2 separate regions of the Homo sapiens genome follow, and region 2 is linked to region 1. Evidence: read pairs that join two places in POLR2A ChIA-PET (ENCODE). Cell type or tissue: Panc1. All regions are shown on one strand. Region 1 has its middle 56 kb from the start of NHSL1. Region 2 has its middle 67 kb from the start of NHSL1-AS1.

Region 1 (4,000 bases):
GTGAAATCTTTATAAACTATCATTTCCTTAAAGGATTAATAATCTGAAAGAGTCTCATTTACAAACACACAAACACAGATACCATTCTCTCTCCAGGCAACTTCACCACAACAAACTCAGAAAGCAGTTTTTCCTACTCTCATTCTGCCTGAATTAAATATTTGAAGGATGATGGAAGTGAAAAAGGAAGAAAAATATTTTCTGGAAATATCTCTTACAAAAGAATTAACACCAGTATGTCCAGATGGAGGGAGGATACCGAAAGATGTCATAATAATGTCCCCAAATTCCCTTTCTTAGTAAACTTATAAGGAACTGTATTATAGGAGAGAAAAACAAAACCACTGGAGTCTAAATTGTTTTCTCTTTGCCATTGCCACTATGCCTAACATATGTGTATTATATTTCAGAGGGTTTAGGTTAAAGCACATAAAAATAACCTCATAGGAAAGATACAACAGTAGGTCCTTTCACGTTGTGTATTTCTTCAACGTGCTCCCTGATAAACTGACTTGCAATGTATACAGATCAACGGGACCCTCCACCCACCAAAAAAAGTCATTTGTGTCATTTTCTCCTAAGCATCTGAGTAATCTGAGGAAGTAAAAACCATAACCAACCTTCAACTACAGAAACAGGTGCAACTTCTCCACCCACAAAATCAAGAATTATTCAAGTTCATGTACCAATCAACCAGGCGGACCACAGTTCTGCCACAATATATGTGTTAATAAAACATAACCAGAGAGCGTAACTGGACTATAATTACTTTTAATCATCAAACAAAAAGATAAAATTCCAGAAGACATACTAAGATATTAAGAGCAAGGTACGCCAAGGTAAATGTCCAGGCTTCTGGTAACTTCTGCATAGATAATTGAATACATTATTCTAATATTTAATTTCTTTAAGGCCTACTTGTTTAAAATATTGTGTTTTGAAACCAACTAAGTATTTGAAAAACTCAAAGCTCTGTAAAGAACTATGGAATTTCTATAAAAAGGTAGTTTACTTCTGAAATTCACCACATTCACCAACTTTTGTCCCCCTTTAACCTTAGTGACAACGTTTCAAGGAAGAAGCTAATAATTTCCCTTTCAACTGCCAAGGCTTCTGAGTCGTGAGGCAGTTTGAAACTTCAGGAATAGTGAGTTACTTCAGGACCCATAGGATTTACAACAATAATGGTTTGAGGAAACCACAGCATTTAGGCTCCTTCAGTCTTTTTCCCTGTCTTTAAGAGTTTAAAAATAAGCAAGAAAATGATTCTTCAAATCGGCAGACCATCTTCAGGGGTGGAGTCTTGCCACGGTGCATAATAATCCCAGAGTTACAAGATCCACAGAGCACGGTGCGGCCCACAAAAACAGCTCTTCTGACCCTCCTCTTGATCATGCCGAACATGATCTGAGCCTTTTCCTTTTTGATTTTTGTTTTACCTCTCTCTTTCTCTTTCTCTCTAGCTTAAAGTCAGTAAAGTTCTAGTAGAAGTAACTTACCATTTTGTTCATGGTAATGGCTGGGATTTCCTTTGCGTTCTATTTCTATTTAATGCATCTTTGTAAACTCAGCTATTAACTATAATAAGTCTACAGCCACTCAAGAGGGAAAAAGTTCCAAGTCAAAAATAGAATGCTAAGTTTAAAGTTTTAAAATGCTTCTATTGCTTTCGAGGCAGGTGTGCTTCTGACAGCTCTATTAAGTTACTCAACTGTCTCTAGGGACTTCAGTTCCTAACAAAGAAAGGCTGCAGCCTGGTGCCCTTGGGTTGGTTTTTTGTTTTTGTTTTCTTTTTCCTCTTTCATTCTTTGAAAACTGAATGAATTCTGTTCTTGTGCGGAATAAAAGTGACATGAGAAAGCCTGTTTTCAGGACTGGCGTTCTTCCTCTTTTGTCTTTGCTATGGTAAGTTGCTTATCTTCTGCATATCTGCTTAGAAAACTTTCTGTGTGATACAGAGTGACTCAGACGCTTCCAAAACCTGCTCTGTAAGGTCAGAAAAGGAATTTGTCACTTGACCCTCACAGGGCAGTCAGGAATGTCAAAATTAAAGAGACTAACAGAAAGGAACACACTCTCAATACCTTAAGAGGGGACAAAGGAATGTAAGGACATAGCCTCACTGGGCCCTGTTGGGTACAGGCCTTGAGCAAGCTAACTCACTTTTCTGCATCCTCCCTTCTTAGCTGCCAAACAAGGGATCAGACAGGGTATCTCGGAGGTTCCTTCCAGCCCTGACACGTTAGTTAGCCTTGTTGTTAAGCTAACTCTACTTGGATCCCTTCACATGTCCAATTTAAAGACTGTGTACATATATTTACTAAAATGCTTCAAATGGCACCGAGAGAAGAAAATGTGTGGTCATTGCTTCAATAAGAGCTCTCTCTAAATAATTACTAAAGTTGATTTCTCTCATTAGGTAAACACAAAAGTCAGAATTCTTTGAGTTTTCATTTCATTAGAAAAGAAAGACATCTTTAAAACTATCATCATCTCTGATATTTTACAACCAAAATAGAGAGTAACTATGTAAAGTACCAAAAGCTTTTCCTATCAGGAGTGAGACTCTTCTGTCAATTCTTCAATGTTTAGAGAATGACAGAAGGAATAACAATGCTTCTGTCATTGTTATTGTCATTGTCATTGTAGAAAAATAACTATTTTTCTTTTCTCTGAGCCCCATTTCTTGAGTCACAGAATTTTCTGTAATCTCTATTTTCAATTAATTCAGGTTGCATTTAAACATTTTTGTAGGTCTCCTATGTGCAAATCAAAATACTCATTGAGCAAACACTGTGGATCTAGGATGCAAAATGGGGATTATAGCATTTCAACACAAACTAGTAAAAAGTCATGTGAATTCTCTGCACTGGGATATTAGTGGTTCATTAACAAATTCATGGAAAACCAGAGGGTCAGATCAGCTTTTTCAGCCACATTTTATATCATTCCCATTCGCATTAATGAGGCTCAAATATCGTTTAAAGTATTTGGCCAAAAATGTTTAGTAGAGTAGAAGTGGTTTTAAATAATTGAAATACGTCTTACCTTCACTATTTCTTGACTTTTTAAATATAGAGGATACAAACAAGAACATGAAATAGAAATCTGGGGGATGCAATTTCAACCAAATGAAAAATGAGTAAATAAACTTGGTGTCTACATATCAGATGGAGAAAAGAGAGTGACAATCAACAAGTAATTAGAGAAAGTGGTTAATGGTGAAATCAAGGTTTAAAAGCATACTTGCTTAGTAAGTGAAACAAAGCAGTAGATGATAATCCTCCTTGAAAACTCGGAGTGATTTTTACAGGAGTGATTAAAATGTAATGTTTACAGAAAACACTGGGATGGCCAAATACAGTCACCGGTCCATGATGTTAACACAAACATGTACTTTATTCCACCGTACCAAAACGAAAAGCCAACAGAAGATAAACATGTAAAAAACATAGTTACATATTAGAGTAACATCCACTTATCAACGGATCATTTTGCTGACAAATTCAACCACTCAAAATATGGCAAAGAAGAAATCAAAATGGCCTCCCACCAGACAGCACTGCCCACAGGATTGTGGCTCGGGATCTCATGCATCTTCCAGTCAATACTGTTGCAATACACTGGGTTACCCAGACCCCCCCACACAAGGTAACACAGGAGCAACACCAAGCCAAAGAGTGGTGGGGACTACCAGAGACAGGTGCAAGTACACTGTCGAAAGAGAAAGGCTTCCAGCAAAAGTGAAATACAAAACAGTCACTGGAAGTTAAAGAACACTGCAGAGATCCATTTCATGCCAAAGCAAAGATCTCTACAATATTCAGCGGCCATCAGGGCATCACCAGGTCCAATGACTAGTCACAGTGACACCAGGGCATTAAAACGAGGTTAAATTGTACTCTTTGATTGAGCAGAGTTGTTGAAGTGTCATGAAGAGTGTGGGACTAAGTCACGAGAAGTGGATTCAAATCCAGTCTATACCAATTATCTCTATGGC
Region 2 (4,000 bases), 69 kb after region 1:
TTTAATATTAAATAAAACAAAAGTGGGGGCAAGTATGGACCAAAGATAAAAATCTGCCATAAGCCAAGGACTACAATTAATCTAATTATGTGTACCTGAATTTCAGAAGGGGAAAAAAAATACTTAGCTATCTTTTAGTAATTCCAAGAAAGCAAATGAAATTTCCTAGTCAGTGTAACCAATGCAAGTTGACAAACATCTATTGATTACTCACTATAATTATCAGAGCCTACGCTTGGTACACCAGATATCAGAGATAAATATAAATGCAGTTCCTGCTCCCAAGGGGTTCACATTTTAGTGTGGGAGAGGCACAGCACACACTAAGCATTCCTTTGGGTGGCTGCTACAGAAGTAATGGAGCGCAGGGCAGAGGCGATAAAGTAGGTAACACTACAGTGAATTCTAAGCAAAGAAAAGGAAAGGAGAAAAGGGGATATGGGAAAGTAACATACGCATAATACAGGGCCCTGCAACAGCCAGGCATGTTCAGAAAGCCACTTAGAAAAAAGGGCAGCAAGTGATGAAGTCACCAAGGATGTTGAGCAGGTGTGCAATTTGGATTTGCAAAATCATTGCATTAATGACGTGGATCTGAGAACAATGCGATGGGAATGTGGGCAAAAGGCCAGTTTAGATGCCCTTACAGTCATTCAGAGCACAGAAAATGAAGGCCTGCACTGGCATAGTAAAGTGAGGGTGGACAGGGAGCTCTGCTCAGAAACTGAGAGGCAGGCAGGTAAATGACTGAAGGAGACGAAGAGACAACAGGGCCCGGAGTGCAACAGAGAGGTACAGGGAGCTTATCCCTCTACAGTGTCTGTCTGGTTTGTTTATTCATTTATTTATTTTAATTCATAAAAGTTATATATATTTATGGTGTACAACATGAAGTTTTGATATATGTATATATTATAGAATGCTAAATCAAACCAATTAACATATTACCTCACATACTTATTTTTTGTGGTGAGAATATTTAAAGGTCTACTCTCTCAGCAATTTTGAAGAATACAATACATTGTTATTAACTATAGACATCATGTTGTACAATAGCTCTCCTGAAATTATTACTCCTAACTGAAATTTTGTATCCTTTGACCTACATCTCCTCAGTCTCTCTCTTTGTTTTACAGTTTACAAGCCAAACTCACAATCCTGATTACAGAGGTGATATAGTTTGGCTGTGTCCCCACCCAAAATCATCTTGAATTGTAACCTCCATAATCCCAATAACCTCCATGTCTCAAGGGTAGGACCAGGTGGAGGTAACTGGATCATGGGGGTGGTTTTCCACATGCCGCTCTCGTGATAGTGAGTGAGTCTCAAGAGATCCGATGGTTTTATAAGCGTCTGGCATTTCCCCTGCTTGCATTCGCTCCATCCTGCTGTCCTGTGAAGAAGGTGCCTGCTGCTTCTTTGCCTTCCACCATGATTGTAAGTTTCCTGAGGCCTCCCCAGCCATGTGGAACTGTGAGTCAGTTAAGCCTCTTTCCTTTATAAATTACCTAGTCTCGGGTATTTCTTCATAACAGTGTGAGAACAACTAATACAAGAGGTCATCAAAGAGGTACAATCTTTGATGTTATTGATTGATTGGCTGAGAAGAGGTGGCAGCAATGGTGGACGCTAAGAGAGTGCATCTCCACCTTTAACATGCACAGGATCACCTAGACAGCTTGTTAAAATGCAGATCCTAATTCAGTAGGTCTAGGGTGGTGCCTGAGCCTCCGCATTTCTAACAAGCGTAGGTGACACTGATGTGTCATGGACCACATTTTGAAAAGCAAGGAATTTGAAAGCACCAAGAATCAGAGAAAAGAGAAGGGAAGGAGGGCAAATGTAAGCGTTCATTGTATGACACAGATGACTCTGGGTCACTGAGGCTGGATATATGAGTCTGGTACTCTACCTGGAGCTACATAGAGAATTGAGAATAATTCATTCACGTATACACACTATAAAAAAAAGGAAGAATGAAATTAGATTACCTAGGGAAATCATGTAATCTCAAGGCAGAACAATGGGTGTCCCATTTTTCCTGAATGGACAATTAAGATCTCTCAGAAACCTTTTGCTGAGTGACACTCAGATCACTGAGGCTCTGCCCTGCTCAGAAACAGCCTCCTTCTGACACTTCACCCACCTGAATTAAATAAAATCAAACCTCGTCTAACATGTCTTCCTCATGCAAGTGAACTGATGAACTTAATATTGCTGAGCATCCTAAACTGCAGCAGAGGAGGTGTTTGCAAAAGCTTTGGTAGACCCTTGGAAGGATTCTTCATCAGAACCAAATTTCTTATAATAGCTATACCTATCTCTACCGTTTTCAATTACAGGTTTTCCTGAAGTTCTTTGCAAGGTCATCATGGAATAAAAGGCCAGAATTGATGATTAAAGAACTCTTTTAGTTTATATATACAAAATATAGTGTGTGTGTGTGAGAGAGAGATATTCTGTCTTAATATAAAATCAACTGTATTAATAATTAAACTAAAATGTTAATACGGTGGATATTAATTTACAAAGATATAATTAATTTAAATAATTAAATCATCAATTAACACTTTTTTGTTGTTGTTGCTTTGTTTTGCTTTGCTTTTTTTGAGACAGGGTCTTGCTCTGTTACTCAGGCTGGAGTGCAGTGTGTGATCTCAGCTCACTGCAACCTCCGCCTCCCAGGTTCAAGCGGTTCTCGTGCCTCAGCCTCCTGAGTAGCTGGGACTACAGGTGTGCGCCACCACGCCTGACTAATTTTTGTATTTTTAGTAGAGACAGGGTTTCACCATGTTGACCAGGCTGGTCTCAAACTCCTGACCTCAAGTGATCCACCCGCCTTGGCCTCCCAAAGTGTGAACTGTTAATTTGCTATGTTTCTTGATTACAGCTGGACATTGCTTTTCCAGCGTTTAGGTCTTTTTCACACTTCTGGTCTAGAACTTATCACCACTCCTTACTGGGTAACTACTATCTCCCCTTCCTAGACAGTAGCAATTTTATTTTCTCTTTATATATTCTTGAAGAATAGTATAGTGCCATGAGTACAGTATGAGCTCTAAAGTACTTGTTTTTGTGCTTTTTTAATTAAAAAAAAAAAAAAAAAAATTAGAGACAAAGTCTTGCTGTCACCCAGACTTGAATGCAGTGCAGTGATCACACCTCACTGCCGCCTAAAACTCCGGGGCTCAAGATCCTCCCACCTCAGTCTTCCTAGCTGCTAAGACTATAGGCACACACCACCATGCCCAGCTAATTTTTATAAATGTTCTGTAGAGATAGGGTCTCACCTGTTCCCCAGGTGGGTCTCAAACTCTTGGCCTCAAGCAATCCTCCTGCTTAGGACTCTCGAAGTGCTGGGAATACAGGTGTGACCCACCACACCCAACCGAAAGTATTTGTTGAATGAAAGTTGTTTCCTTATCTTAGCTTTTCTCAATGGAAAACTACTGTTGAGTTTTTCTTCTGCCTTCAGTCCAGCTTCTTGTTCCTGCACTGAGGCATTACTGGCTATAAAAATCCACTGTTAGACTCAAGAACAGGCAGAAGGCTGTCTCTGGACAGCTTGGTTTTAATTGATCAAATGATCCCTGGCACTGAGGTGTCCAAATTATTCCACCTGTCTTCCTAGCCAACAAATCAGTGAAAGCACATATGGAAACAACCATCCAGTCCTGCCTGATCAGTCCACTTGCTTGAATTCTAAAACCTCACTTAGCTTTTGGAAACAAACTCTTTAGGTAGAATGTTAATACAGGAGTCTCTTCCCTCGCAAAGCAAAATCTTGAAAGAGCCACAGACATTTTCTCACTGTTAACAGTGGTAGATAGGTTGATTATGTAGTCCATAAATTTTACTAAATCATCAGACACACTTGACTTTTCTCTGTGACGGCATAGCTTTAAGTAAATATTAAGAAGGCATTTGCATCCATTAAAACACAGAATTTAAAAAGTAAAAACACCTCTTCGAGCCCATGGTAAGTTCTACATTTTCCAGA

The links. ChIA-PET counts read pairs that join two places held together with the same protein. Peaks named below come from ENCODE experiments on the same cell type or tissue, not always from the same donor. Only the 100,000 strongest peaks of a DNase experiment are listed, where the experiment ranks them.
Region 2: POLR2A ChIA-PET joins it to region 1 with 6 read pairs; 2 of 35 experiments call an interaction of 5 or more read pairs at or near these places.

The regions. Positions count from the first base shown.
Region 1 is chr6:138,553,771-138,557,770 of GRCh38, forward strand. It overlaps a transcript of NHSL1 not described here. Among named protein-coding and RNA genes, the nearest start is that of NHSL1, 56 kb to the left of the region's middle. In Panc1, no CTCF peak of the experiment used is centred here; a DNase peak (open chromatin) is centred at 1,963.
Region 2 is chr6:138,622,553-138,626,552 of GRCh38, forward strand. It overlaps a transcript of NHSL1 not described here. Among named protein-coding and RNA genes, the nearest start is that of NHSL1-AS1, 67 kb to the right of the region's middle. In Panc1, no CTCF peak of the experiment used is centred here; no DNase peak of the experiment used is centred here.